7 separate regions of the Mus musculus genome follow, and all the other regions are linked to region 2. Evidence: chromatin loops called from intact Hi-C (ENCODE). Cell type or tissue: heart. All regions are shown on one strand. Region 1 overlaps Gm35034 (a long non-coding RNA gene). Region 2 holds the start of Tmem82 (transmembrane protein 82). Region 3 holds the start of Dnajc16 (DnaJ heat shock protein family (Hsp40) member C16). Region 4 overlaps Fhad1 (forkhead-associated (FHA) phosphopeptide binding domain 1). Region 5 overlaps Ddi2 (DNA-damage inducible protein 2). Region 6 overlaps Ddi2 (DNA-damage inducible protein 2). Region 7 overlaps Ddi2 (DNA-damage inducible protein 2).

Region 1 (4,000 bases), 240 kb after region 2:
GTCTCCTCAATTCCCCTCTTCTGTTTTATAAGATAGGCTTTGAGGGTGCGATGCGCACGCTCAACAATACCCTGTCCTTGAGGGTTGTATGGAAGTCCAGTCAGGTGGGTCACGTCCATCTGACGGCAGAACTGCTGGAATTTTTGAGATGTATAAGCTGGTCCATTATCAGTCTTAAGGAGTTTGGGTTTCCCCCAAGCACTCCATGCCTCAAGACAATGTTGAATCACATGTGAGGCTTTTTCACCTGTTAAAGGTGTGGCAAACATTACACCAGAGCAGGTGTCAATAGAAACATGTAAATATTGATTTCTCCCAAAGGAGGAAATATGCGTGACATCCATTTGCCAGACCTGTAATGGCCTGACGCCACGAGGGTTTACCCCTACATGAGTAGATAAAATTTGACAACAATCTAAAGGCATTATTAAGTAATCAGAATCACTTTCAGTAGAACCAATCCCTCTGGCAGCTCTAGGAATACCAGAGGAAGAAAAAACAGCCATGTAGGCTTGGCAAAATTATTAGTTGAGCTATTCTGTCCCCTTGTGATATAGAAAAGACAACTTGAGGACAAGAACAGAGGACCTGAAGTTCCCCTTTATAATCCTGATCTACAACTCCAGGGTGGACAATAAGACCTTGTAGGCTGCAAGAGCCTGCCTCTGTCTCTCTGGCCACAAAATCTGAGAAGGACTCCTGAGGTCCCTGGACGATCTTTGTTAGTTGTCCAGTGGCTTCACCTGCTCGGGAGAGCGCCTTCCAGGCCCTAATAGCCTTTTCATCTGATTCAGAACTACTAAGAACTGGCTCCTTGAACTCACCTAGTGATGAGTATAGGCTCCTTCTCCTAGAAACCTCCGCTGATTGATCTTTTTTCTTTTCTTTTTTCTTCTCCTTCCTTCCAATCTCTCCCCAGGTATTCTTACCTGACCTTAACTTTTCCTTGGGTTTAAGACCCTTGGAAAGGCCTGTATACTTAGTTTGTGTACCATATTTTCTCTTTGCTCCTATTCTCTCTCCCCACTTTACTTCTGATAGATTGCCTTGAACTCCGTCCAGAATTTTTAGCCCTGCCTTAACCGCTTGATAACATGTGAAAAGGAACAAAAGGGCTCCTAACACTAGAAAAAGTTCAAGGCCAAACATACCTTGTAAAGCTATTTCCCACTTTACTTCTGATAGACTGTCTTGAATTTCGTTAGAAAGTTCAAGGCCAGGCGTACCTTGTAAAGCTATTTCCCACTTTACTTCTGATAGACTGTCTTGAATTTCGTTAGAAAGTTCAAGGCCAGACTTACCTTGTAAAGCTATACTTACGGGTACCCTGTTCCCCAGCTGAAGAGTTCTGAATTCACGCAGTTGAATCCTTCTCAACAGTCTGTTTTACGGGAACCTTTATGACCGTGACCCGCAGTTCTGGTTCCGGAATGAGGAATCTTCCTTGCGCCGGTGATGGTTAACTCCCGTCCCGAGTTTTCTTGTCCCGGGTTTTTTCTTCCCGGATTTTCTCGTCCCGGATTTCGGCACCAACTCTTGCATGCTTTCTCACGACCGGCCAGGAAGAACACAACAAACCAGAATCTTCTGCGGCAAAACTTTATTGCTTACATCTTCAGGAGCAAGAGTGCAAGCCCCAAGCCCCAAAAACGAAAGCGAAACCCCGTCCCTATTTAGGAGAGTTATCCTTCGCCTAGGACGTATCACTCCCTGATTGGCTGCAGCCCATGGCCGAGTTGTCGGAAAGCAGAGTACATGGGGTGGAGAAATACCTTTGGTACATGCGCAGATTATTTGTTTACCACTTAGAACACAGCTGTCAGCGCCATCTTGTGACGGCGAATGTGGGGGCGGCTCCCAACATACATCGTGGAAAGGTCAAGCTATAAGATTGAGTAATGTATTGAAACTCTTTAATAAAGGTGGAGGAGTTAGAGGAACCCAGTCTGCTCTCTATTTGAGAAAGTTCACTCAACGAGAAAGGAACATGTACTCTGACAAAACCATCTACCCCAGCAACATCTCTTAGAGGAAGGAGCGATGCTGGGTCAGGTGTCCCCTGGGGAGAAGGACTTGGGGGTTTGGCTGTGGTCTTAGAGCGCATGATAGGAGGGGTGAAGGTAGGTGCCAATTCAGGTTGATTGGAGTGACCTGCGGCTGGCACAGGAGGGGGCATCTGGAGAGGTCGAGCTAGTAGGCTCTGGGGTATCCTGGTGGGAAGGAGAAACTGAGGCAGCAAGCAGTTTGGGATTTCAGCGGCGTGGAAACAGGTCTCTGATGGAAAGGAGGTAGTTCATTAGCTGGATCTAGCGTTGTAGCGCCATCTGGTGGACGTTGTGTAGGTTTCATGGCTAAGAGAAGTTGGGTTGGGGAACAAGAGGAGCAATGGAGGGATTGGAGAGAAGTTGGATCTAGGGTCGCATTAAGTGGCATTTGGAACTATTATCTAATTGGTACTGAATCCAGACCTTATTGCAGAGGTATATTAATCTTGGTGCCTTCAAGTCAGGTGTTAGCTTCAAAGGTTTGAGATTTTCTAGGAGACATCCTAGTGGGATGCCTGGAGGTACATTCAAAGACATCGCAGCACCTATGGTGTGTGTGTGTGTGTGTTATTGGATTAATTGTACTGGTGTCCTTAAAAGAATTCAATAACCAAAAAGAAGTAAGCCAGGCTAGAGGCCCAAGTCGTCACTAGGGCCCCGCTAGAGGCTACACAGTAAGTCCAGGACTTTCCAGAAAGGGCTCTACTCTGGGCCCAGGGGTTCCTTAAATGGCTGCAAGAGCTCACGGGGGGTGGGGGGTGGGGGGGATGAGAGCCACTTTCAAGGGAAATGGTCCCCCAAGGGGTCTATGTCCTAACTGGTATGTCAGCTGGGAAGCGAGGCTGTAAAATGCTAACCCTTTAGCCCCCAGAAAAAGCTAGCCAGGCTCTATCTGGGAAATTAGGGGCCCTCCTGCTGACTGACCTTAACAATCAATATTGCGTTATCTGTGCAAGAATTCTAGCAAACTGGTAAATGGAAACGTGGAACTGAGTGGTTGGTACGGGCCCAGCAGAAGCTAGCCCCACAGGGTGGACCAGGGCAGCACAGCTCATGTGGTAGAAGTCTGTGAGTCTTGCAGCGCGGCAGTAGTGGAAATCCATGTGGTGTAGCAGTGGCTTCAGGCAGTGATGGCTGTGGCAGCCATCCACATGGAGTTGGTTCTCTGGTGGCAGTGGCGGCTTTACCATTGCACTGGGTGTGATGGCTGCCTGGACTCCGCAGCTCCCCTGCATAAAGATTCCTGGGTTATGATCTGGAACGTTGCGCGGCTTCAGAGGGACTACACCAGGCCAAAGAGTTGCATTTGAGGTTTATTGGGAGAGAGAGGGGCAAGGTGGCAGGGGAAAGAAAAGGGGAGGGGGGAGAGAGAGATATCAGGGGGGCCTTTCTTTATATATGGGTGATGATATAGTGACAGTTAAAGGTGGGTGGTTGAGCCAAGTGGATTCTGGGAATATAGTGTTGTCTTGGCAACACGTGTTCGGGTCCTGCCTATGTGGTGTCACTGTTTTTGGAGGTCCTGATACCAACAAGGGTGATTGATGCCTGGCTGGAGCTCTGCAGGACATGAGATCTATTCTAGGTGGAAGCCGGATAGGACTCAGGAAATAAGGTTTCTCCTCCTTTGCTGATCCCACGTTCAAATAAACTGGAGGCACTGAGAATGTCACAGTGCTCCATTCTGTGCCACCGTAGCCCTCATTTCCAGGGCCCACAGTGTGACTCTCGGGATCTGAGATCTCATGGCAAGTCTTGCCGCGCTGCAAGACTCACAGACTTCCAGCAGCTGTGATGGAAAAGTAACCACAAAAGATGTGTGGGGATGGTGGGGTGTGACCAGGTGATGTCCTTGGCCTCCAGAGAAGCAATGCTAAGGTTTTGGGGGAGGAAGTGGAGCAAGGGCCTGAGAAAGGAACAGGTGTCAGCGATGGGGACTCTGGGCTCTGGCTGCT
Region 2 (4,000 bases):
AGGACAGAGCCCTGCCAGTCGATGGCAGGAATCTAAGGTTCTCCCCCTTTCTGCCTGTCAGTTTGAATCATCCGCAGCTCAGTTGGCTTCTGCCAGTCTCTCTCTTGTTCCATCCTGGTCCCAGCCACCTTCCCCTCTTGCCGAAGCTCACTCATCAAGGCGCCTGAGTTTTGTTCCCGACCAAGCTCTACTGACCATCTAAAGCGACCTAAACACACCAATAAGATGACACCATCCCTCTGCTTTTAGAGAACTCTAATGGAAGTCTTGTTTTCCACAGTCAAACTTGACTTGGTCCCGTCTCTCCATCCTCATCCGATCTGTGTTCCCCTTCCTTAGAAAGACAGCAGTCCTGGTTCCTCATTTCGTACACAGAGACTGCCAAGTCTATCCCTGCCTCAGGGTCTTCACAGCTACTGTTCTTACCGCTTGGACCACCCTTCCCTGCTCCTCCACTTGCGACTAACTCCCATTCTGCAGCCAGGTGCCTCTTCCTAGTGGCCAGATCTGACCAGCCACTCTCTCCTGCATAGGACCCTGCCCAGCTTGGTTGGCCAGGGCTCTGGAACGGGCCTTTCTGAATTTATAGCCAGCCTTGACTATAATCCCTATGGTCCTTGGGGGGACAACCCTAAACCACACGCAGTGGTGCATGGCCACACCTTCACTCTGTGCTTTGACCCACAATCCCTTTCACCTTACCTAGTCCTCAAGACCAACCCAGGTACCAGGTCTTCAGGGTTCCTATGTGATGGGTTCCTATATGACATCACTGCTCTAAGAAGCCCATGGTAGAGTCTAAGTCCTGTCCCCGGACTGGATGGCTGGGATGACAAGGGGAGTGTGGGCAATGGAAGGGACCCCAGTTCTGGGGCTCTCACCCTGCATGTAGATGACCAACAGTGTGTAACAGATGGTGAGCGGGGTCCAGAATCGCACGGCCTCTGAGGAGCTCAGGAAGTCCTTGTTGATGAGAGCCACTGCCGCCAGATCACTCACAGCAAAGGCCACTGTCAGAGTGCGGCTCAGGAGCCTGGGCATGCCGTGCTGGCTGGCCAGCAGGCCCAAGCAGACCCCACAGTAGCGCTGGCTGCTGTGCAGTTCATAGAGGCTGCAGATGTGGCGGGTTAGGCGCCGGGCACCCAGGGCAAGGAGTACAGCCAGCCCCAGGCTCAGCAGCAGGTTCAGGGAGCGGTGTGGGGCACCTTCCTGGAGGAAGCTCAGGCCACAGCTTAGCCCACAGCCCAGGGAGAACTGACACACCAGGAAAAGCTGGAGCCTTTCCTTGTTCCCGGAACCCTGCAGGGGAAGAGAGCCCAGCGTAGGCCACATGGCGGGAGGCTGGCATCAGGAGGGTGGTTTCTCTTGTTCATCCGGTTGGCTAGAGGGTGATGGGTCTGGGCCTTGAAGACCCGACTTCACAGGCAAACCGTGTGCTCCTTTGAGCGTCAGTTGCCACACTGGTGGAGATCCAAGAAGACCCTTAATTATTACAGCTGTCCGGACAAAATGGGCCAAAGCCCTCAAAGGAACTTAGCCAGGGCCGGTCAAAAAGCTCAGCAGAACAAGCCTTTTGTTTTTGGATCTCATGTGTTCCAGGCTAGCCCCAGACCCAATAGTCAAGGATGGCCCTGAACTTCTCATCCTTCAGGCAAGGTTGTCACCAGGCCTGGGTTTACACGGTGCAGGGGATCAAATCCAGGGCTTTGTGTGAGCATGCCAGGCAAGCACTCTACCAACTGATCCACACTCCCAGCTCACAGAACCGACATTTACACGGGTGTGATTGTGTGTGTGTGTGTGTGTGTGTGTGTGTGTGTGTGTGTGTGTGTGTGTTGGGTCTGTCTCGTACTGCCAGGCAACAAACTAAAATCTATGGTTTCCATCTGAAAGTGGGGGTGGGGTCACTAGGCTCTATTTCCCAATCCAGAGGATGAAAGTGGCCCAGAGTGGCCCCACGCTGTCGTCTCACCTTGCCCAGAGACAGCAGAGTGGACACAGCCCGGAGCGAGAACTCCAAGACGACGAGGGCGGCTACCCGGGACCCTATCAAGGTCAGGAACAGGGTCAGACCAGCCAGATGCAGCATCTCCAACGAGGCCCATTGCGCGCTCAGCCGCTGCTTTTGGGGCTGCCGCTGGGGGTCACTGTGGGGGCAGAATGGGTGCCGGCTGAAAGACAGGATCACGGGGTCCTGTCCCGTGGGAGAGTTGCCAGGGCTCCAGCTCAACTCTCTCGGCTCTCTCCAAGAGAGACCAGACTCCGCTCAGGGACCAACTGCCTGGGCAAGGTGGGTGGGACCGACGTGGACACTCACTTGACACAGGCCACGAAGAAATAAACTTTCAGGAGACTGTTGAGAACCGAGACTCCAAGGGCCCCGATCAAGCCTGAGCCAGACAAAGGAGAGGGTGAAGGGGGGGGGGCGTTAGTGTTGTCGGGGAGGAGGCAGGGTGAGCTCAGGGGGCAGCCAGGAGCCGAGACCCCCACGTGGATGTGGGGCCCACCTTGCACTCCGCCCACCCGCGGGAGGGACGTGGCGGGGAGGGGCAGGTGTGCATCCCAGAGGCGCTCACCTTGCAGAAGGCTGTCGAAGAGACTGGAACCCCACTCAAAGGAAGGGAGGCTGGGGAGCCAGGAGGAGAGGGAAGGCAGGGAGAACATGGCAGCCTCCAGGAACCCTCAGCCTCCGACCGGGTCCGCGCTGGGACAAACCCAATGATATCACTGGTCAAAGGTGTCTCTAGAGGACAGGGGAGGGACTAGGAAAGGGTCAAAGGCCTGGGGGCGGGGCCGGGGAGACAGCTGCCTTAGATCTTCCAGGTTGCTGGATTCAGTGGCACTGTCAGCTCGCAGCTGCTGGTGGCTTCCCATTCAGGTCTCAAGGGCAAAGCAGTTAACTGGTTCTGGTCTGTCCCCGCTAGACTTCAAGGCCACCATGCCTTCCGGAAGTCCCTCTTCGGCCAGCTCACCTGGCCTTCCCCCTCTCAGGTGTGGCCCGCACTCAACCTGAAGTGTGACTTGGCCCTCTCAAGTTCCCAAAGCAGAGCTGCTCCCCGCAGCGCTCTGTCTCTTCGGGCTTCTGAAAATTAGTAGTTTAGCTTCTACAAGCCACAGGGAAAGAAGGGTTTGGAATCCCCTTAAGACTTAGGTTGAAGCTGGGCGTGGTGGCGCACACCTTTAATCCCAGCACTCGGGAGGCAGAGGCAGGCGGATTTCTGAGTTCGAGGCCAGCCTGGTCTACAGAGTGAGTTCCAGGATAGCCAGGGCTACACAAAGAAACCCTGTCTCGAAAAAAAAAAAAAAAAAAAAAAGACTCCGGTTGAGCGCAGTCTTTCTTGGGGTCATACTGTTCTCCTTCCGTCCACTAGGTGGCAGGCTTCACCTGGGCGGGCGGGCACTGCTTTTTGGGTCCTTCCTAGAAATAAAAGGCTTGAGATTGAGGGTTTGGGGCGGGGCGGGGCGGGGCAGGGACAGGGAAGCAGAGGGCAATTGCCAAAGTTTACAAAATATAAAACTTTATTGGAGTGTTCAGGAGTGTTCATCTGGAGTAATTTTTCTCACTTGGGAAGTGGTTGGGGAAGGTGGTTGAGGCTACCTGGCCAAGAGCGAGTGTCCACTTTCATAGGAGAAAGGCCACTGGGTGCCTTACACACCTGTCCCTGTGGTGGAGCGTGCCTGCAGTCTGGAGAGAGGGCTCGGAGTGTGTCGTTGGCCCTGCAGTGGCTCTGCTCCGTGACCCACATGGACAGGCACCCTCTTTCCTAGGCCTGAGCTCCCCCGGACGTACACAAACAGGAAGCCTGGACTCAAGCGCTCTAAGACTGCTGCTGACGCCCTAATCCAGCCCCTCAGGGACTGTAGAGGGAGGCCGTGGTAGCTCCCTCGGTAATATGCAGTCCCTGTGTGGGTCCTATTCAACAGAACTGGGTCTCCATCTCCCTGTCCTCCTCCTCCTCCTCTTCCTCCTCCTCCTCTTCCTCCCTTTCCTCCCTCCCCA
Region 3 (4,000 bases), 170 kb after region 2:
CTAAACACGAGATTTTTTTTTTTTAAGAGGGAATGTGTCAATCTAGTTGACCCTATCTTTAAAACAAAAAAGACCACTATTTTTGAATATCACACACAAGAACTATTATGAATTAAAAAAAAAAAGACAAGTCATAATAGATTAATAGATTAGAAAAGTCCTTTTAAAATTACTGGAAATGAATGCTCTGAAACAAGTGGTGACTCTGAGAATATATCTAGGATATCCAGGAGAGGATATCTCAAATGCACCATTTCATCTATCATAACAATAAACTTAAAATAATTGGCTTCAGAGTAGCTGAGAACGGGTCAAATTAGCTCACAAACTCATCATGATTTCTCATGTACTAAATTACATTCTAGGATCATTGTGGCATTTCTGGACACTAAATAGACATGAAAGTAAAACACCTTAAAATAACTGTGCATTAATATTCAGAAGTCTGCTATTATTAAGAATCCAGTTTCTTATCTAAAGAGAACAGGAAAGACTAGAAGAATAGGCACGGCTTTAAAATGTTTTAAACTACAACTCAGCTGAGGGGTAGAACTCAGTGTGGGTTTTGGAATAATCCTGGCTGGTTGATAAGGAGATAGCGTGGACCTGGAGATACACACACTCACACAGGGGGCTGTGATCTTTTATACCATATGCTGGTTTCATGGGTCCATTTATCTTGACCTCACAGTGTTTAGTAAGGTTCAGTGGCTGACACCTTACTCAGGGGGGGTGGATTTTGACAAGTGCAAGCCATAAACCCTGCTTGGGAGTCTTTATAAACAGTTGACCACTGTTTAGAACTGCACACATGCTAAGTAAAATCCACAAGCAAGCCAGTTCCTGTTTCTCTTTTAAGACAGCCTGTTCTGAGGTACTGGCTAAACTCACCCAGATTGGGGATCAGATTGCGGGGGTGGGGGGCTGTCCACCACCATTCTAGGACCTAAACCTGTGTTCTTGCTGATAGGGTGTGACTGAACACCAGCACCTAGCAGGATCTTTATGGGGATGGGGTACAGTAAAGTGGGTAAGGGGTTTACTAAGCAGAATCCACAGGCAGGGTGGGTGAAGTGTCTGCTGCGGGAGTGGGTGAGGTGGGGACAATTTTTGGCTGACGTTCTCCAGCTCCAGGGGGCCGGCCACAGGATTGGGGACGCGCTGGCCAACAGGTAGCCCTCGGCGTCCCCAAGCGCAGGCGGCGGAGGCTCCCCAGACGCTCCGCAGGACCAAGTCCCGACTCGGGCGCCCGCCCGGGTTACGACCTTCCGGGAGGCGGCCCCCTCCCCCGCCGCCCCGGTTCCTGTCGGCTCCCGGGGCCCCCCGGGGCCCAGCGCGGGCTGAGGACGCGGAGGATCTGACGGGAGATCCCCCAGCTTGCAAGGCCCCGCCACGCTCGCGCGTCAAGCCGGGAAGGAGTTACCGGGAAAGGGCACCGGCCCAACCGGCCGCAGCGTCCGTGCTCCAGTGAATCCGCCGGGGCCGGCGCTTCCAGTCCACACCAGAGAACCTGGGGAGGGGAAGGAGGCGGGGCCCAGGCCCGGGGCAGTCACGTGTCACTTAAAGACCCCACGCCTGCGACGCGCGCACAGACCGGTTTAGGCCGCACACGCGATGAACCTATTTTGGCCTTGACGGTCACCGTAGGCACCTGGATCTGGCGCAGTTGCTATAGGAACGGAGAGCGCTCTCTGGCTGGGTCTGAAAGCTTGCTCTTGACTAGCGAGGCCAGAACGTGCCTTCTAGCGAGGCGGAGTCGCTATGCATCACGGGATACCAGGAAGACCTCCCGGAACCGGGGAGGGGTTTCCACTGGTTGCCAGAAGATGGCCCACATCTAGCAACTGTTGCTAGGACGGGGACGCAGTCGCTGGTCCCAGTTCACTTTGACCCTATTCATAGAATCCTAGAGCGTCAGCGTTTGAGGCGACCTTAGGGATTCTTCCTAGTTCAACCTCTTCATATACTGAAGTTCGGAGAGGGCCAAAGACTTGCCCGAAGCTTAGAATCCAAGGCTCCAAATTCAGTACATCAACCCAAGGATGTTCTAGACTGGAATTTGGACAAGAACTGAGGGAAAGACGGGCGTGGTTGCGCACGCCTTTAATCCCAGCACTTGGGAGGCAGAGGCAGGTGGATATTTGAGTTCGAGGCCAGCCTGGTCTACAAAGTGAGTTCCAGGACAGCCAGGACTGTACAGAGAAACCCTGTCTTGAAAAAACAAACAAACAAGCAAACAAACAAACAAACAAACAAACAAAAGAACCGAGGGAAGAGGGCGTGGTGAATAAGGCTGACATTTTTTTTTTTTTTTTTTGCGCCCGTGACCAAGGGCTCTTGATGTATTTTCTATTCCATGCCTCGTGTTGAGTGAGTTCTTATGTAATCGGTTTCTAAAACACTTACCTAGCATGCTGTTTTTGTTGTTTGCTTTTGAGACAGGGTCTCACCGTGTAATCCTCGCTGGCCTGGAACTTACTAGGTGAATCAGGGTGGTCTCAAACTCAGGAGATCTGCCTGCCTCTGCCTCCTCAAAGAGTGCCGGGATTAAAAGTCTGCACTACCATGCCTGGCTCTCTCTTCTATACATTTAGTGTATATCGTTGTTCTTTGGGCTCTTTCAGGTAGAGCTCTTTCAGGTAAGCTCCTGCAGGTAGAGTCTCACACTTTTCTTGTTCAGCATTGTATCACTGTCTGCACAGACCTTGGTTTGTACAAGCTGCCAGTAAATATTTGAATAGTTAGTTGCAAAATAAATAAAAAATGAAGCTAAAGCCTATCATCGTCATCCCCCCCCCCCCCCCCGCCTCTCGTGCATGCTAGGCGAATGCGCTGTCGCAGAGCTGAATATTGGTCTGTGCCTAAGGCTTTGCTGCTCGAGTGACCTATACTATACCTGTGTTTTGGATTGATTTTCTGCACTGGCACCAGCAGACCAATTTGCACTCACTCATGTTTATTTTTACCAAGCTGAAACTAGGTTATTTAACAGTCTGAGAAATCAGGTGGCAGGGATAACTGCCAAATCCCCAAACAAGCCAGTTTTAGCCAACGTGGTGAATCTCCTTTACTTTGGGGCAACTAACCCCCTTTGAGTTTCTCATTACTGCTCTCCCCAGATTTCCTGTTTGTAAATTCACCTCAGCTGCTCCTCCCGAGTGTACATCCTATTTTATGGAAGGAAATGTTGACTGATGCCCAAATCAGGAAACAAGTGTAATATTATCGTTTGACATATTCCAAGGTGGATTCTTGGCTATGAGTCTATTCTGGTTCTGGTCACGCTGTGAGATCCCTGACACATGTCTACAGCTGTCATCAAGGAATAACTATATCCCTGTCAGGAATGTGGCATAAGGCTAGCAGAGAGAATAGCGTAAGGGGCTAGCACAATGCCCAATTACTTTTTTAAAAATGTGTTTAATTAGTTAATGCATATATGAGCACTCTGTCTTCATGCACAGAGGGAATCAGATCCCATTACAGATGGTTGTAAACCACTATGTGGTGGCTGGGATTTGAACTCAGGACCTCTGGAAGAACAGCTGGTCCTCTTTACCCTGAACCATCCATCTCTTCAGACCTTGTTCAATTACTTTTTTTAAAGATTTATTTATTTATTACATGTAAGTACACTGTAGCTGTCTTCAGACATCAGAAGAGGGTGTCATTTCTCAATACAGATGGTTGTTGAACCACCATGTGGTTGCTGGGATTTGAACTCATGACCTTCAGAATAGCAGTTGGTGTTCTTAACCGCTGAGCCATCTCTCCAGTTATTTCAATTACTTTTTAAGTCGTGGAAATAAGTGGTACAAAACTGAGAGAACATAGGATTAGATTCCTGGCAGTTTCTCTGGGGGAGGTGCTGAGGAGGGAAAGAGAGCGAGATCTAACCAATGAGCTTGGTTAGATTGAGGGCACGATAGCCCTGAAACAGCAGGCAGCAAGAGGTTTACTAGCCGCAGCGTTAGAAAGCCACAGCCAGCAAGGGACTTGA
Region 4 (4,000 bases), 340 kb after region 2:
GGTCAAACTAGCCAAGAAGTTGGTTAGGTGGGAAAGCCCTATATGCAAGGTGACTGCTTGTAGTGAGAGGGATAGGGTGACAGGTTCTCAGATGCTGTGCTGGGAGCTGGGGACAATGGGCTGGGCTGAGAACGTCAGCTGGGCCTGGCCTTGAGGTAAAGAGAAGGCCAGGAGGCAGGAGGAAGGCTGACTCCCTCCCCCTGGAATCTATGCACGGAGCTGTCCCATGATCCTTTAGGTGACCCAGCTTGGAGCTGACATGAAGGCCTTTGGACAAGGAGCACAGACCATGCTCTCAGTTCAGGTATATTTGGGGAGGGGGGACTATAAGAGAGCAATGGAGATGAAGGAGCAGTCTAGGGACTGTGTGAGGGGACAAGGGACTGAGGATCTACTAGAGAAATCACAGCTGTAATGTGCTATTTGATGATAAGTTGAACAGCTGTCCAGTGATCAGCACCACTTGATGGAGTGAGTATACCTCTCCATGTCCCGAGTGCGGGGACCAAGCCTGCTTATACAACCTGGTTACAGCTCAGATCAGAAAAGAAATAGAAATTGTGTGAACTTGGTGCGGGATAATATGGAATTATGGTCCTTAGCATTTTTGAGGTGACTCACAGCCCTTCTGAGACCCTGCTAAGTGGTTATAGTAGACGTTCCCCACCCCACCCCCAGACACAGAAGCCAAACATCTCGGAACACAGAGTGTGTCTTGAACACCATCAGGTGGGGTGTCAGCAGAGATGCCCAGGGAGAATCCAGAGTAGCTGTCCTGGAGAGCTTTTAAGGCCTCTGTGCTTGGCTTTTCATTGGCTCTCCCCAAGCCCTTGGTAAAGTCTTACATCATTTTATATCCTGCACAGTGGAAGGCCCATTGGCCATCTTGGGCCAGAGCGATGGAAAAAGCGCCCTCCTGCCCAGCCAGGCGAGGACTCTCACTACCCTTCCCAGGATCATCTCTGTCTAGCATGGACTTTGGACACTCAGAGCTCACTTACTTAAAAAAAAGAGGCATTTCCTTATGGCCACTGAGACTCTGCGGGGGGCTCTTGGGGGAGGAAAGACCAGGGAAAATGCCTACACTGAAAGCAATAGGAGAAACTCTCCAGGGGGAAGAAGGGGGGAACAGGCAGCCCCGGGGCAGGGTTGGCTGCCTGGCCAGGGTCTTGGGTCACAGTCACAGCACACTATTGGAGTGAGGACATCCCAGCTGTTGATGGGTGGAACACCCAGGCATCACGCCCCACTCCACCTCGCCCCATCCTGACACCAGACTTGGCTGCCTGGTGTAGGAGACCCAGCAAGGAGGGCCATGGAACGCTCCTACCTGGCCTACTGCCCTTTCCAAATTGATTTTAATGAGGTTCTCTCTGTTCCCCATTTCTTGCAGCTGAAGCAATTTCCTTCTGGAATCTTCCTGAAGCTTCTCTTCGACCTGAAAGGATGACCAAAGCATGTGCTGGCTGCTGTTAATGCGGCCGTGAGGCGGGCGGTCTGTGGGGGAGCCCTCCATGAGGTTTAATGGCCTGGGGGCGGGGGTGTCCCAGAGGGACGTGCAGGAGCAGCAGCCCACGTGGCAGGGGGCAAAAGTGAGTCTGGTGAGGAAGCTGGCTTATGAGGCTTCGTCCCCTGGGGCCAAGCACCAGGCTTTACTCCCTGGGCCCGGCTGAGTTAGTCCTACCCCAGGCCTGAATCCGAGGGCAGTCCCTAATAGGTCATGTGACTTCAGAGGCTTGTTTTGTTGGTCTGTGACTCGGTCTTTGGGGGGTGGGGGAGGGCAATGTTTCTAGGACCGCCTCGAGTTACCATGGGGTTAAGAGTGTTTGGAGAAGTGGTGAGATTTTTATAACGTCTACGTGTGTGTTAGTGTTAGCTGTCACAAGTAAAACTGCAAGATAAACCTTTCTCCATTATTCTCATACCCTAAGTCCACGGGGGGCTTCGTAAATATTGTTATTAGGAATACTGTCCAGAATACGTCATTAGTGGGGACCACTCAGGGAGGTCAGCCAAGCAAGACTTTCAAAGAGATGGAACTTGCAGAAGGCATTCAAAAGGGATGGGGGGTCTGGGGCGTGGCTACTCATTCCCTCCCTGTAAGCGGGGAAAGTGCTCAATTCTACCCTCTGCTGGCCATTGGATGCACTGCATCTCCGTTCATAACTAGTTTTTCCAAATTAGATGTTAGACAGGATGGGCATGTTCATACACGTTTATAATGTATTCAGAACACGCCCACTCCTCGCTACCCCTCCTTCTCTCTCCCACATCGGTCCCTTTCTCTTCCTGTCCCACTTCCCTGGGGACCATGGCTCTAACCTGTATTAGAGGTTGGGGTACACCTTTAAAGGAAGGTGTTTCATGCTGAAGCAGACTCACGAGCCTCTTATTGGGGTCTGGAGAGGAGTGTGCCACAAATACACACCCCAAACCCTTCAGCACTTTGTCCAGAGCCCTGTGGGGCAGCGAAGAGCCCCTCACACTCAGGCTGCCTGAGAAGTCCGCTTTGGTTTTTATTGCTCGCCCTGAAGGTCCTCCCAGCTCTAAGGAGGGAGGGACTTCAATGTCTGGCCTTGGGCCTGCTCCGCCCTGGTTCCCAGCCCAAAGCCTCAGAGTCAGCCTCAGCCACAGCCACAGCCACAGCTCCACCCTGGCCCTCAAGTGTCCTGCCTGCCCTGTCCTTCTGTCATTGCCACAGAGAAGAGATGCTTAGGAGTGGATTCAGCCCTCAGAGGTCCCTACCCTGGATTAGACCTCAGACTGGGCACTGGTAACCTTGGGTCTCCTTGCCTCAGATCTATTTCCTTCTAGAACATTCTTGATGGTACCGCTGAGACCCACTCAGACATGAGCAACAGGGTCTGAATCAGCTTCCTCTCATAAGGCCTAGATGGCCAAAGTCTGGGCTGCCTGCTGACTGGCCCTGTGTGGATGTATGTGACAAGTGCTTAGGGACACTGGGTTTTAAATTTACATCCTGGCTCAGTGGAGGAGGTGGATTTTCAGTTGAATTTAAAAATACCATTTTATTTTTAAATATGAATATGGAGGATTGAGAATTTGGAAATGAATTTAATTTCAGTTTCAATAGTCACATGTGGCTAGTGGTAGTGCCGTAATGATGAGCCCCATAAATGAGGCTTCTAGCTTGGTTTTTACCCCTCAGTGAGTGTATGGTTTCTGCTCTGAGTTGCTCCCTCAAACCTCATGTCTTCATCTGTCAAATGGACATAACAGCTTTCAGATCATAGAGCGGGCTAAGAAAACAGACAGAAATGATTGTCACAATGCCAGAAACAGCCCTGACCGTCACAGGCAGAACTGGCCACAAACCTAGTGTGGTCACAGGCCTGCAGTAGCCTCTCTCTGTGTTCGGTACATAGCCCAGGCTCCAGTCTTAATGGGAAAAAAATGAAATGAAACAAAATAAATAAAGGGGAAGATGCAAGCAGCACATAGGAATGCAAAGGAAGTAAGGAAAAATGAGCCCACCTCAGGCAAGGTTGCTACACGGTTGCTGCGAGTCAAAGGGAAAGGAAATCTCAACAAATGGCAAGGGAGATTGGTTACATAATAACCACTGTGTAGTAAGAGTAATTATGTAACAGACTTACAGTTGGGAAAACAATAGGTCTACAGAGTGCTAAAGGAAATCAGTCAATGGAGAAATCCATGCACGTTAAAGTATGTTGCAGAAAGGAGGGTCTCTCTCTCTCTCTCTCTCTCTCTCTCTCTCTCTCTCTCTCTCACACACACACACACACACACACACACACACACACACACACACACACACAGATGCATGCATGCACACATGTACCCCCGAGAGACTTTACCATCAGTAGACACTTAATCCTTAGGGATATATTTTAGGCAGAGGAAGAAGGATCCTGGATGGATACCCAGGGACGTAGGGAAGGCAGCTCCCATGGGTGTGAACACTGAATGTATGACAGCATTGCGGGTGCCTCTGGGGCGTCAGTGTGGAGGGAGGTGT
Region 5 (4,000 bases), 85 kb after region 2:
GCAGCCATCCTAAGCCATCACCTTCAAATCGCTCCTTACCTGCTCCAGAACCCTCGAAGCCTCCCACTGTGCACAAGCCTGACATGTCAGTGCCCCGCCTCAGGCCACCATGATCTGTTCATCTTCAACCTTACATTCCCCATCTCTTCCTCCTTCTGGCAGGGTCTCAGGGCCCAGGCTAGCTTCAAACTCACTGAAGGATGTGGATGACCTTAAATTTCTTATTCTCCTGCCTCTATCTCCCAGTACTGGGACTAAGTTCTGTGCCATTGTGTTCAACTTACAGAGTACTGGATCAAACCCAGGCCCTCTCTACCAATACATGTGCCCACACCCCATTCCACTCTTACAGTCTTATCACATCTAGATAGCATTTTCAGGTGGGAGGAAGGCGTACCTATTCCCTCTGGCCTGCTAGAAAGGACCCCTTCCCTGCTCCCATTTTCTGAGGTTCATCTGTATTTAGGCCTGGCTTGAGAATCACCAACCAATCCTGTTGTCTGAATTCACTGCATTGTGGGTATTAAGCACCAGCACCTTGTGGGCATTAGCAGATCTTGGGCATGAGAAAAGAATGACTGAGGTATCACACAATGGTGATGGTGTCTGCTTAGCAAGCAAGGCCCTGGGTTCCACCCTGACCAACATATGCGCGAGTGCACACACACGCATGCGTGGTCAAAACTCCTATGAGGAAACTAAGGTTCAAAAGTCCCAGAAAGAGTCTAGGAAATCGGGAAGGCAATTCTGTTCTCTGAGTCTCCACAAACTGACCACTGGCTTAGCACACAGCTCCACATATTGTGCCCATGGAGCAGTCTAGTGGTCACGCCTGGAAATGTGCCTATGTAGCCCAGCCCTGAGACAGTGATGTCTACACCCAGCACACCCACCCAAAGTGCCGTGTCTAAGGATTCTTGGGCATCAAGCACAGCTGAGGCTGAATCTGAGGTTCTCCATTAACCAGTGCTATGCCTTGCAACAAAGACTTGATTTCTCTAGGACTTCATGTCCTCACCCACAAAACAGGAACACATCATGGCACAAAGGGACGATCAGTAAGATGCACTGAGCATCTAGCATGGTGCTAGGTGTATAGTAAGAACCATCTGGTCTCTCAAATTCACCTCCTGAAGCTCACAAAAGGAACCTTTACCATTTAAGCACTCAGCCCAAAGTTACACAACACTAGATACACAACTTTTAAAAAAGAAGACTTGGGTTGGAGAGATGGCTCAGAGGTTACAGGTCCTCAGTCAGTTTGTATCTTGACACTGTGATGTTAGGTTCCCAACACCCAGCTACTTCAGTCAGGCTGCTCACAGCCTCAGAGAGATGGCCAGAGACATGAGCATGGCCACTCAGCCACATTCCCTTAAAGCACTAACACTGAAGGATTTAAAAAGCAGAATTGGGGACTGGAGAGATGGCTTGGTGGTTAAGAGCATGGGCTGCTCTTGCAAAAGACCCGAGTTTGGGGCTGGAGAGATGATGGCTCAGCGGTTAAGAGCACAGACTGCTCTTCTAGAGGTCCTGAGTTCAAATCCCAGCAACCACATGGTGGTTCACAACCATCTGTAATGAGATCTGATACCCTCTTCTGGTGTGTCTGAAAACAGCTATAGTGTACTTATATATAACAAATAAATAAATCTTAAAAAAAAAAAAAAAGACCTCAGTTCAATTCCCAGCACTTACACGGTGGCTTACAACCATCTGTAATGGGATCTGATGCTGATTTCTGCCATGCAGGCGTACATCCAAATAGACTACGCAGTTACGAAAAGAAGTAAATCGTTTTTGGGGGTGTGGGTGTGGAGAGGCTTTTTGTTATTTTGTCTTTTTTTTTTTCCCCCTTTAGAGCTGAGGACCAAGCCCAGGGCTTTGCGCTTGCTTAGGCAAGCGCTCTACCACTGAGCTAAATACCCAACCCCAAGAAGTAAACCTTAAAAAAAAAACAAAAAAAAAAGCAGACCTGGGGCTGGAGAGAGGGCTCAGCAGCTCAGAGCACTTGTTGCTTGATTCCCAGAACCCACACTGTGGCTCACACTATTGTAATTAACTTCAGCTCTAGGTATTCTTACACCCTCTTCTGGCCTCTGTGGGCATAGATATACTTGTAGGCAAAACATAACAAATGAATAAATAGTTAAATGATTTGAAGAAAAGTAGAGTTATCATTAAAAATAGATGCCACTTAGCACATGAGCCACCTGAAGCTTAAGTGGCAAACCAAATCTCCTCGCCTGCCTGCTCTTTCCTTCCTGTCTAATGTTATATGTTTTGCTTGCATGTGTGCCTGTGCAGCACACGTGAGCCTGGTGCCCACCAAAGCCAGAAGAGAGCATCAAATCCCCTGAGGTTAAAGTCAGACAGTTGTGAGCCCAAAGAACATAATTTATCAAAACAGAGAACCACTCAGACCATCCCCTTAGTAAACAACCCTTCTGTTGAGCCTCACAGAAAGCAGCCTCCAACAGCAGCGAGGGCCCCGAATTCTGACTGTTCCTCATTTGGCTCACTGTCAACCTTTTTACTTTATTATTTTAAGAGAGCTTACTTTTTAATTACATTCATGTACAGGGGAGGGGATAATGGAATACAGGTGCACACGGACGCAAGTAGAGGGCATCATAGTCCCTGGAGCTGGCATTAATCGGTATCAGCTGTGGGACGTGGGTGCTGGGAACTGAATCCACGCCTCTGTAAGAGCAATACTCACTCCCACCCAACCCAAGCACAACGGTATCTCCTTCTGTTTAAGCTTCTCTTTTCAGTTCTTTGGTTAAGTGACCACCAGTAACAGTAGAAGACAGAGCTACTCAAATACAAACCCTGGTAAGAAATGACTGGGCAAAGGTCTCTGCTACCAACACAGACTGAAAACCTCAGTGTCTGTCTAAGTCATGGGGCTCCCCTTCCCTGCCGTCTGTCACCTGAGTCGACAAAGGCTTTCACAGGATGCCCGTTCACTCTGCAGTTGATGTACAGCATGGCGACCTGGCCGAAGCTCTCCGGGGCCTCCTCCATAGCTATCGTCATGTTCTCCTCGATGTTCTGCTGCCTGCAACAAGCCAGAGCATGACACTGGAAGCCCCGCTCCCAGGAAAGAACACCACGAAGGAACTCATGTGAAAGTGGGTTTTCCCCGAACTGGGACAGCAGAGTCACAGAATGGAAATTGATTCTATGTTCCCTCATAGGTGAATAGGTGACTCAGCAGTGGACAATGAGACACAGGTTGGAGACCACCTAACACAGCATAACAACCATCCTCAAGTTAAATTATTCTTCTTTAAAAGCTCAAGATGGAAAAACTCCTAGAAAGCAAGGTCATTGCCCTTTTTATCTTACCAAATATTGAAATTTCATGAATACTACTTGAGACAGGTTCTTAGTATACAGCCCAGGTTGTACTTGAACTTGTAACCCTCTCATCTCAGCCTCTCCAGTGTTGGGATTATATAATATATACCACTATACCCTGCAAGAATGCTCCTTTATTTTCGGATTTTTTTTTTTTGAAACAGGGTTTCTCTGTAGCTCTGGCTGTCCTGGAACTTGCTCTGAATAGCATGTTAGCCTCAAACTCATGAGATCTGTCTGCCTCTACCTTCTGAGTTCTGGAATTAAAGGAATGTGCCAGAACTTACAGCTAATATTTTCTTTTAAACAATGCATTGCTGGATGGTGACCTTCATAATACCAACCTTAAGCGGCAGAGGTAGCTGGGTAGAGTTTAAGAGAGTGGTTTCAACCTTCCTAATGAAGTTCCTCATGTATGGTGACCCTCAATCATAAAATTATTTTGTTGATACTTCGTAAGTGCAATTTTGCTACCATTTTACATTATCATAATGTAAGTATGTGACCCCTGTGAAAAGGTTGTTCTGTCCCCAGGTTCCACAAGGAAAAAGGAGAGATCTAATTCCAGCAAGTTGTCTTCTGACTGTCACACACGCGCATACACACCCCCAACAAATAACTGTAATAAAAATGT
Region 6 (4,000 bases), 100 kb after region 2:
TCATTAATACAACTCCACCCTTAAGCATGACATCAAATGTCTTCTAGTATCGCAGAGTGTGGTGGCTCACACACTTTTTTTATTTTTGTTTGTGTTTTTTTGAGACAGGGTTTCTCTGTGTAGCCCTGGCTGTCCTGGAACTCACTCTGTAGACCAGGCTGGCCTCGAACTCAGAAATCCGCCTGCCCCTACCTCCGGAGTGCTGGGACTAAAGGTGTGCGCCACCACGCCCGGCTTGGCTCACACTCTTAACCCCAGCAATCGGGAGGCAGATCTCTGGGAGTTCGAGGCCAGCCTGGTCTGCAGAGTTCCAGGACAGCCAGGGCTACACAGAGAAACCCTGTCTGGAAAAGCAAAGCAAACCAAACCAAAGCAGAATTTTTTGGTATCTGAAAGAGCTTCCATTTACTGGGGATTGGGGAGCTAAACTGTTTTCTCTTTTGACAAGTGCTGGGGATCTAATGCATAGCAGGCAAGCACTCTCTCTACCAGAGCTACCCCTAACCCAGTACATCTTATTTTTCTGAAACAAGGTTTCCTATACAGACCAGGCTAGCCTAGATCTTCCAGCTCCACCTCAGCCTGCCTCTCAAGTGCTGGGATTAACAATGCGAGTCACCATGCTCAGCACCCCAACAAAAACCTGAGACAGGTTCTTACCGCGCAGGCTCAGCTGTCCTGAGACCTGAAATGGAGTCCAGGCTGGCCTTGAACTCTCAGTCTCAAATATCAAACAAAAACAATCAAAACCAAACTAACACTCAATGTGCAAGTTATCCCTGGGTTATGAGGAATAAGTGAGCTGTGGCAGTCTTTATCCTTCTCTGTGTTACAACCTTTCTAGCATAGCTATTCAGCATTTACCAGAAAGAAAGAAAGAAAGAAAGAAAGAAAGAAAGAAAGAAAGAAAGAAAGAAACCAAAAAAACAAAAAACAGGAAAGAAAAATACATAAGGAAATAAACACATCAAAACTAGCCACCACAGAAACTTCCACTTTCCATGGTTTAAAATAGCATTTTTGTAACCCACACTCAGGCTGTGTGCAAAAGTAGCATTTCCAGGGTCACAGCTAACTGCTGTTAGCTGCTACTTCAGCATGCCTTTCATTGAGGGTCTTCTACTCTGTACAGGCTTTTTTCCCACACCACCTACAGAAGTAAACTATGTTTCAAAACTATCAAGACATTAATTTAATGCGAAACTAAGTCCTAATAACTGTTTGAGGTCAGCCCAGCCGAGCCTGCATCAAAGCATCACCATGAGCCTGCCTGGCTGCCAAGCCCACACTTGCTCTGAGACAGAACAGGTTCTGTTTTAATCGCAGTACAAGTGAAGATGGTTTCTATTCTAAACTTATTGTCATTAGATTACAACTACTATAATCAGACTAGAGCTGTTAAAAACCTCACACCTTCTCCAAGTGACTTGCGCACATATGCTGCTGCTGAGAGATAGAGCTCCAAACCAGCATCCCCTGTGAGGGACACACGCTGGACAGTCCCTCAAGGGTACATACAGGAGGGAAACAGCGCAGCCATTTTTATTTCCATTGATTTTTTAATTTTTGAAAAATGTCCACTTATTTCTGTGTACTTTACCTGCATGTCTATACAGCTGGTGCCCACAGAGGCCACAAGAGGGCATTGAATCCTGTGGAACTAGAGTTACTGATGGTTGTGAGCCACTGTATGGGTGCTGGGAATCAAACCTCTGTAAGACGCCTCTATAAAAGCAGCAAGTGCTCTTAATGGTTATCTGTCTCTCGAACCCCATTTTCATTCATTCTAGTTCATCCTCCTCCCAAGCCCCCCAGGTTTCTCTGTGTATCCCTGGCTGTCTAGGCACTTGACCTGTAGACCAGGCTCACCTTGAACTCAGAGATCTACTGGCCTCTGCCTCCTGAGTTCTGGGATTAAAGATGTGCACCACCACTCGGCTTAGCTGACCTTTTCTTGAGTTCTATTTTGTATCTATTTATAATGTACATCACTACTTAATGTATATAATGTAACTGATGTATATGCACATATGTAATACCTGTTAGCTGTGTACCATACTACGTTGTGTACCGTGCTATGAACCATACAGCTGACTGTGCGCACACATGCCTAATACATAAAACAGGCATTTATGTATAAGGTGCTGTGAGCAGGGTGGAAAACACTTCACTTACGGGGCTATAGTAGATATAACATGAGAATAATAAATTAGAACAGAAACCATCTCCACCTGCACATGTGATTAAAGTGGGACTCTGAAGCCAAGCCAAGAGACCGGAATGGAAGAAACTCAAGTAAACAGACTGAATGAAAGCTGAGAGGAAGGGACAAAACAGAAAAACTGGTTAGGGAGCTCAAGACAAACAGACTAGGACTTAAAAAACAAAAGACTATCATGTTTACTTTCATGATCCAATGAAAGGAAGTGACTCAAGTGTCTGGGGTGGATCCTGTTCCTGCCTGAGGGGGGCTAGCCAGTGAACTAGACAAGTGACCCCCCACTTAAAAATCAGCTCTTAAAATAGACACTGAGTTGTCAGGTTACATAGAGCCAACAGCACTAACCTGAAAAACAGGGTGCTGTTTACAGCTATTTAATACAGGCTTACCACTGTTGGGAATCCGGGTTTCTGCATGCCAATTTGGGTTGGGAAGAAAGTCAACACCGAATTTACTTAGAGAAGAACTTAGAGCTAGCCTAATTGTTCAAATGGTACCCTTCAAACTCCAGACTAAAGACTGAACCCTCCTTAACCATACAATTATGATTCAGCCTGCTATCCCCTTTAGTTTACTTAACATTTTCTGCAGACATCGGAGTGCAATGGGCTGGGCAGGGAGCGTGTAAGACAGCGGTAGTGCTAGCTAGGATGACGTGCACACAGGATGGAGGAAGAGAAACAGCAGAGAAACAGCTTCACCCTCTGTAGACCTCAAGTCCTACCAACAAATTCAACTTAAAATTACTCCCCATCAGCTGGCAATTATAACTTGGGTCATCAAAACACCCTACACACACACACACACACACACACACACAAAAATTGAAAAAAATTTTTAAAAAAAACTTCAAAACTGAAAACTGAACTTGGGCATGATAGTGTATTCTTGTAATCCCAGCTGTACAGGAGCCTGAAGCAGGAGGGCTGCTGTCTGAGACTAGCCTTGACCCCACAGTTGAGACCTTGTCTCAAAAACAACAACAACAACAAAAAACCCAACAACAACAACAAAAAAAACCAAAGCAAACAAACAAAAACCAAAAGCAGCTGGTTGTGATGGCTCAGGCCTTAACTCCAAACATTTGGGAGGCAAAGTCAACAGGGATCTCTGAGTGTAGATGGGAGCCAGTGTTTTATATAGTGAGACCTGCCTTAAAAACAAAACAAACAACAACCAGCAATTAATCAATCCTCTAAAAAGTCAAATCTCCCCCAGCCCCCCAAACTCCCTGGTCCTAGCTTGCCCCTGCTACCTGTATGAGGAGGCTGACCAACAGGAATGGGGTCCTAGGTTTTTGTGGGTTAATTTTTCTGTGGAAATTGGGGGAACTGTTTATTCCCAACTTTTGCCAGACCGCGTATGTGAGTGACACCTCCTTCCCTAAAATAGATCCTTCCAGAAAGAGCTGCATGCCAAGGTTCTAAAGTTCACATTGTGTGAAGGAATGGTACTTCTGAACACAATATTGACACGCAGAGTTTACCGTAAGTCAGGACAGAACAGGCAGTCGTTGGGCAACAGTTTTTGGAACTATTTCATAATTGCAGAAGGAAATCAAGATTTACATTCTGGGGCCTTGGGAGCTGTCTATAATTTTCTGGTGTTTAGACTACACCCAGCGGGGGCCACTTTGGTTAGAATCTTAAGGGATTTAGTGCAAAGGTTACAAAATAGTCCACCTATTGTTTGATGAAGTCTACTAAGGACACCAAAGCATTTTGAGAATATATTTTCTTGTTAAAACATGAGAAGGCTGAACTCCTGGCCGCCGAATCC
Region 7 (4,000 bases), 65 kb after region 2:
GCATAGTTGTGTGCACCTGTAATCCTAGTATTCTAAAGGCTGAGGCCCTCCTGGGCTATGGCGAGATCCTGTCTCAAAAAAAACCCACAAAACAAAATGAAACTTTGCCTTACACTCTTGTCCTGCTGTTTGCAAGGCAGTTTATTATATACATAGTAGGAAGAAAAGCCACCAGACGTGCGGTCTCTGTAGACAGAAAAGCTTTTCAACCTATGTAAAATAGTTATCAATAACCTTATATTTGAGATAGCTTAGTATTTATTTATAGACATGAGCTGAAAAGTTGAGACAAATTTTTATGGCTTTACCTAGAGATAGAAAGCTGTAGAGAGGGACAAACAGGCAGATGCTACACAAGCTAGTCATAAAATCCACGACACCAGGTCCCCTACACCATTCCTAGGCACCCTCTTGCCAAAGTACTGTTTTGGGCTGTCTCTCCCCTTTCCTGCCTCTGGAGATAATCAGAGGGAGCAGGCTTCGAGGCAGAAGGTCTCACACATTCCTGACCGTCTACTAAAGCTTCCTTCGCCAAGTTCCTACTCTCATCCCGACCCGTCGACATCTGAAGCTCAGCCCGCCAGATGCAGACATCGGCTGCTGCAGAGGGCTGAACTAGCACATCTGGAAGCGGCCGTATCTCCAGCCCTTCAGCTTGAGTGTGAGCTTTACAAGAAAATCCTTTGGTGCATAAATGGAGACCACTGCTGGAGGAAAGCAGTCACCACAGAACGCCCTGACAGTGGTCTGGCCGAGGAGCTGCCCTTGCTGTTACAGTTGGGATCTGACAGGATCAACACTGGGTTCACACTGATGTGATCTTACTCCTACAGTGACTTAAGTGAAAGCTGACTCCAAAGTACCACTAATGTGATGTTCCTCAACGCCTTCTGTTCTAGAATTGTTCAGTTTAAGCCAATCAATTCCTAACGAATCCCTAACTTCATCCAAACTTCAGACAAAAGATTGTTTTTTTTTTTTTAAATGTACTTTTTAAGACAGGGTGTCACTAATGTAGCTGGCCTTGACCTCAAATATCACTTGCCTCCTAGAATGAACGGTATGTCAGCTTGCCTGGACTTTTGATTTTATTTATTATTCACAGATCTTAAAAATCAAAAGCAACTATTTGTTGCAAAGAAAATAACAACCAAAAGAACAAAGTATTTGGCAAGTGAGTCCAACTTATTCAAAGTACTCCTAAGAGCAACACCTGTATAATCACTGATTTATCAAACTGCTTCTAAAAATAGCATACAAGTACATACATCAAAAGCTATCGTAATGAAATCTTTTCCAGACTGGTACTCTATATTTTAGCTAGGGCCACTTCCCAAACTTCCACATGGGAGAGTCGTTGGGCCACACCACTGCCTTTGCATGCCAATTTCGTCTGCTCACAAAGGCCTTCTGGGAGGAGTCTGCCATCAGTACTTTCTTTTATCCACCCCACCCTGTGGCTCCAAGGATTTGTGACTCAGAACGTCACCCCCACCCCCAAGCCAACACCAGGCTTCACTGCACTTCCTGTTCTTGCTTCAGACATGGCTCTAAGCTGGGTGACAGAATCCTGGGAGCAATTTCCTAGCGAATCACACAGACATCTTTGGTGTAGAACAGGCAAAAGATAGACAGGCCGTGCTCATCTGAAAGATTTTCTCAAAGACAGCCCGGCTAGCCTGATGCTCAGAGGGCCTGATGGAGAGCTGTGAACCACAAGGCCATCCAGCCACGTTTCCCTAAATCCAGAAAGGATCATGGTACTCAGTGTGACTTGCCATCGTGTCACTGAAGTGAGTCTCGGCACACAAACAAGTGGTAAAAAAGAACAAGACCAAAGAACAGAAACCCCTGTAAGTGCCCCTAAAGTTTCAAAAACTCCTGAGATATGAACCCGTCTGTGCTCGATGACTTCAATTTTGATGAATAAAACCAAGCCTTGAAAGGGGGGGGGGGGAGAATGATAGTGACTTTTAGGCAAAGTCAGTTAATGCTAAGTTCAGAATTCGATTTTAATACTTTCATTTTAATAAACTCTCAACCTGGAACCTGGAATTATCCTTAAAATCCTTTTCAAGAAAAGTAAGATTACAGATTCCTGCCAGACACCTAAGACAACAGTTTATATTCCAGGAAAGGATTCTTTCAAACCTATCCAGAGTGATTATTGCACAGTGGGGCCCACGGACAGAGACTTGCAAGGCGAGGGCTTACACTAAAAAGGCCACAACAAACACAGCTACACATTCTGCCCCACTCTAGCTCAACTTGATGAACACAAACATGGATCCTGCTTAGAAAGGAAACTCCTGAGGAAAGAAAGGGATGAAGACTGCACCAAGGCCACTGTTGTCAGAACTTCCATTGTATTTCCACCGCCATGAGGGGCGCTCACAAACAAGTACCGAGAGAGGGGCCAGGGACAAAAGGCTCTCCCAGCACTTGCTCGCTGTCTCACTCAGCTCCGACTGAGCATGAGAAGAACTTCCTAGCAGAAGTCTTCCTAACAGAGTCTGCACAGCCAGCAGGCTCCTGGCGGTCAGCCCTGATCACTGGGAGGGCTGGGGTGTCAGTGAGACGCCTCGACCCTGTCTCTAGTACACGCCAGTGTCTGTCTAAGCCATTATCTTTAGCTCAGTCCTTGACATTTACAAATGGAATTATGATCGCGATTTTTTCCTTTCCCTTTTAAAATACAAGTAGCACCAGGTTTCACGCTAATGTGAATTTCCCCACACCCTTCCCATGGTCATGAAGGTATTTGGCAATCAGTCCATGCAGCAACCTATGATGTACAAACAAGGTAGCCCAAGGTGTAAGCCCTCCCGCTCGCCCTACTTAAATGTCAACCCTGAGCACACAAATCAAAACATACAACTCTAGAAGTTATTATCTTCTCCTTCTCAAAACATACAACTCTAGAAGTTATTATCTTCTCCAGCTTCCTGTTAAAAGCCATCCCCTGCACACAGCACAGCCAGAGCCACGGCGGGCAGCTGATCTGTCCTAGCTCCGTAGATGGCAGGTTCCTCATGACTCCTGCTTTCAAAGCACTCACTCATTCTAAAATGGTATGCTATACACAAAACCATCTGCTTTATTCCAGAATACATCATCGTCATGAGAATAAAAAGCTTTGTATGCACACACTGCCAATACATTTAAAAGGCCCAAATGTTAACAAGTAGAATAGACAAATTCAGACAAAAGATCATAAATTACTTTGGCCGGCAAAAAAAAAATCTGGCTCAACATTTTGCTTGCAGATTTTCTACACATTGTGTGTGTGTGTGTGTAGTATATTTGTGTGAAAAGGGCTTTTTCAAAAGGAATGACGTGTGGCCTAGCCCACTTCCCACAATTATGTTGGGACTACAATGTTCTTTGCTAACAAAACAAGAAGGGCAAGGTCTGCATTCCCACCAACTCGATGCAGAGCCCCGAGCGCTTCCTGCAGAGTGAAGCCGGCACCAAGAATCCTGTCAACATCTGCAGCAGGAAAGATGAACGGTGGAAGAACGGAGGGGGTGGACAAGGACTGTGTGGGAGGTTGGTCCAATCCACTACGGGGCAACCCAGCTCCAGGGCAGACACTGCTGGTCTCCGGCCTGTCTGGGCCTGGATTATGCACATGCTCTGAAGGCTGACTGTGGGCACCCTCACTTGCTGCAAGTTCAGGTGCTATTTCTACCCCTGAGGTGCAGGGCAACTGCTCAGACAGTTTAGCTGAGGTTATGGCGACAGAACAGCTCTTCCTGGCTGACTCTGTTGATCTGCGGACATCTTCTCGGTCAGGTGACAAGCCATCACCCAGACCTTCAAAGCTAGTGGATGCTTCATCTTCTACCGCAGCACAAGGGGCAGTTCCTACGATTTCTGTCTTTCCTGATTCAGAGGTGGCCTGGTGACAGGAGCCTTGTGAGTACTGGTCACTAGGGGTCAAATGCACACTTTGGACCCTTCTTCCTGAAAGGTCTGAAACACTTGGTTGGCTCTCAGC

The links. Peaks named below come from ENCODE experiments on the same cell type or tissue, not always from the same donor. Only the 100,000 strongest peaks of a DNase experiment are listed, where the experiment ranks them.
Region 1: it touches region 2 in a loop (7-fold over the local background); 21 of 42 quality-filtered maps call a loop at or near these places.
Region 3: a loop joins it to region 2, with 2.6 times the contacts of the local background. A loop is called at or near these places in 7 of 42 quality-filtered maps.
Region 4: it touches region 2 in a loop (3-fold over the local background); 8 of 42 quality-filtered maps call a loop at or near these places.
Region 5: it touches region 2 in a loop (2.1-fold over the local background); 3 of 42 quality-filtered maps call a loop at or near these places.
Region 6: a loop joins it to region 2, with 2.2 times the contacts of the local background. A loop is called at or near these places in 2 of 42 quality-filtered maps.
Region 7: it touches region 2 in a loop (3-fold over the local background); 5 of 42 quality-filtered maps call a loop at or near these places.

The regions. Positions count from the first base shown.
Region 1 is chr4:141,851,376-141,855,375 of GRCm38, forward strand. The region is part of intron 1 of Gm35034 (a long non-coding RNA gene); the gene reads left to right. Among named protein-coding and RNA genes, the nearest start is that of Gm35034, 5.0 kb to the left of the region's middle. In heart, a CTCF peak has its summit at 2,333 (motif pointing left); no DNase peak of the experiment used is centred here.
Region 2 is chr4:141,615,323-141,619,322 of GRCm38, forward strand. It overlaps Tmem82 (transmembrane protein 82), which reads right to left and starts at 3,311. Exons shown (of 6, transcript NM_145987.2): 1 at 2,577-3,311; 2 at 2,318-2,390; 3 at 1,973-2,147; 4 at 882-1,299. The coding sequence starts at 2,664. Slc25a34 (solute carrier family 25, member 34) reads right to left here. Exons shown (of 5, transcript NM_001013780.1): 5 at 3,502-4,000. It overlaps AI507597 (expressed sequence AI507597), which reads left to right. Exons shown (of 3, transcript NR_033566.1): 3 at 1-282. In heart, CTCF peaks have their summits at 2,132 and 3,376 (motif pointing right); DNase peaks (open chromatin) are centred at 2,149, 2,769, 3,379, 3,729 and 1 weaker place; H3K4me3 peaks cover 1,761 bases; H3K27ac peaks cover 1,387 bases.
Region 3 is chr4:141,789,167-141,793,166 of GRCm38, forward strand. Dnajc16 (DnaJ heat shock protein family (Hsp40) member C16) reads right to left here and starts at 1,478. Exons shown (of 15, transcript NM_172338.2): 1 at 1,424-1,478. In heart, a CTCF peak has its summit at 1,749; DNase peaks (open chromatin) are centred at 1,585 and 2,535; H3K4me3 peaks cover 1,952 bases; H3K27ac peaks cover 1,887 bases.
Region 4 is chr4:141,956,245-141,960,244 of GRCm38, forward strand. It overlaps Fhad1 (forkhead-associated (FHA) phosphopeptide binding domain 1), which reads right to left. Exons shown (of 32, transcript NM_177868.4): 10 at 1,331-1,438. Among named protein-coding and RNA genes, the nearest start is that of Fhad1os1, 25 kb to the right of the region's middle. In heart, a CTCF peak has its summit at 2,140 (motif pointing left); DNase peaks (open chromatin) are centred at 1,577, 2,137 and 2,607; H3K27ac peaks cover 1,244 bases.
Region 5 is chr4:141,700,176-141,704,175 of GRCm38, forward strand. It overlaps Ddi2 (DNA-damage inducible protein 2), which reads right to left. Exons shown (of 10, transcript NM_001017966.2): 5 at 2,937-3,064. Among named protein-coding and RNA genes, the nearest start is that of Rsc1a1, 16 kb to the left of the region's middle. In heart, a CTCF peak has its summit at 2,111 (motif pointing left); no DNase peak of the experiment used is centred here.
Region 6 is chr4:141,718,466-141,722,465 of GRCm38, forward strand. The region is part of intron 1 of Ddi2 (DNA-damage inducible protein 2); the gene reads right to left. Among named protein-coding and RNA genes, the nearest start is that of Ddi2, 3.0 kb to the right of the region's middle. In heart, a CTCF peak has its summit at 1,637 (motif pointing right); no DNase peak of the experiment used is centred here; H3K4me3 peaks cover 1,850 bases; H3K27ac peaks cover 96 bases.
Region 7 is chr4:141,680,490-141,684,489 of GRCm38, forward strand. Ddi2 (DNA-damage inducible protein 2) reads right to left here. Exons shown (of 10, transcript NM_001017966.2): 10 at 3,074-4,000. Rsc1a1 (regulatory solute carrier protein, family 1, member 1) reads right to left here. Exons shown (of 1, transcript NM_023544.5): 1 at 3,074-4,000. The coding sequence ends at 3,362. Among named protein-coding and RNA genes, the nearest start is that of Rsc1a1, 3.2 kb to the right of the region's middle. In heart, no CTCF peak of the experiment used is centred here; DNase peaks (open chromatin) are centred at 1,512 and 2,542; H3K4me3 peaks cover 250 bases; H3K27ac peaks cover 618 bases.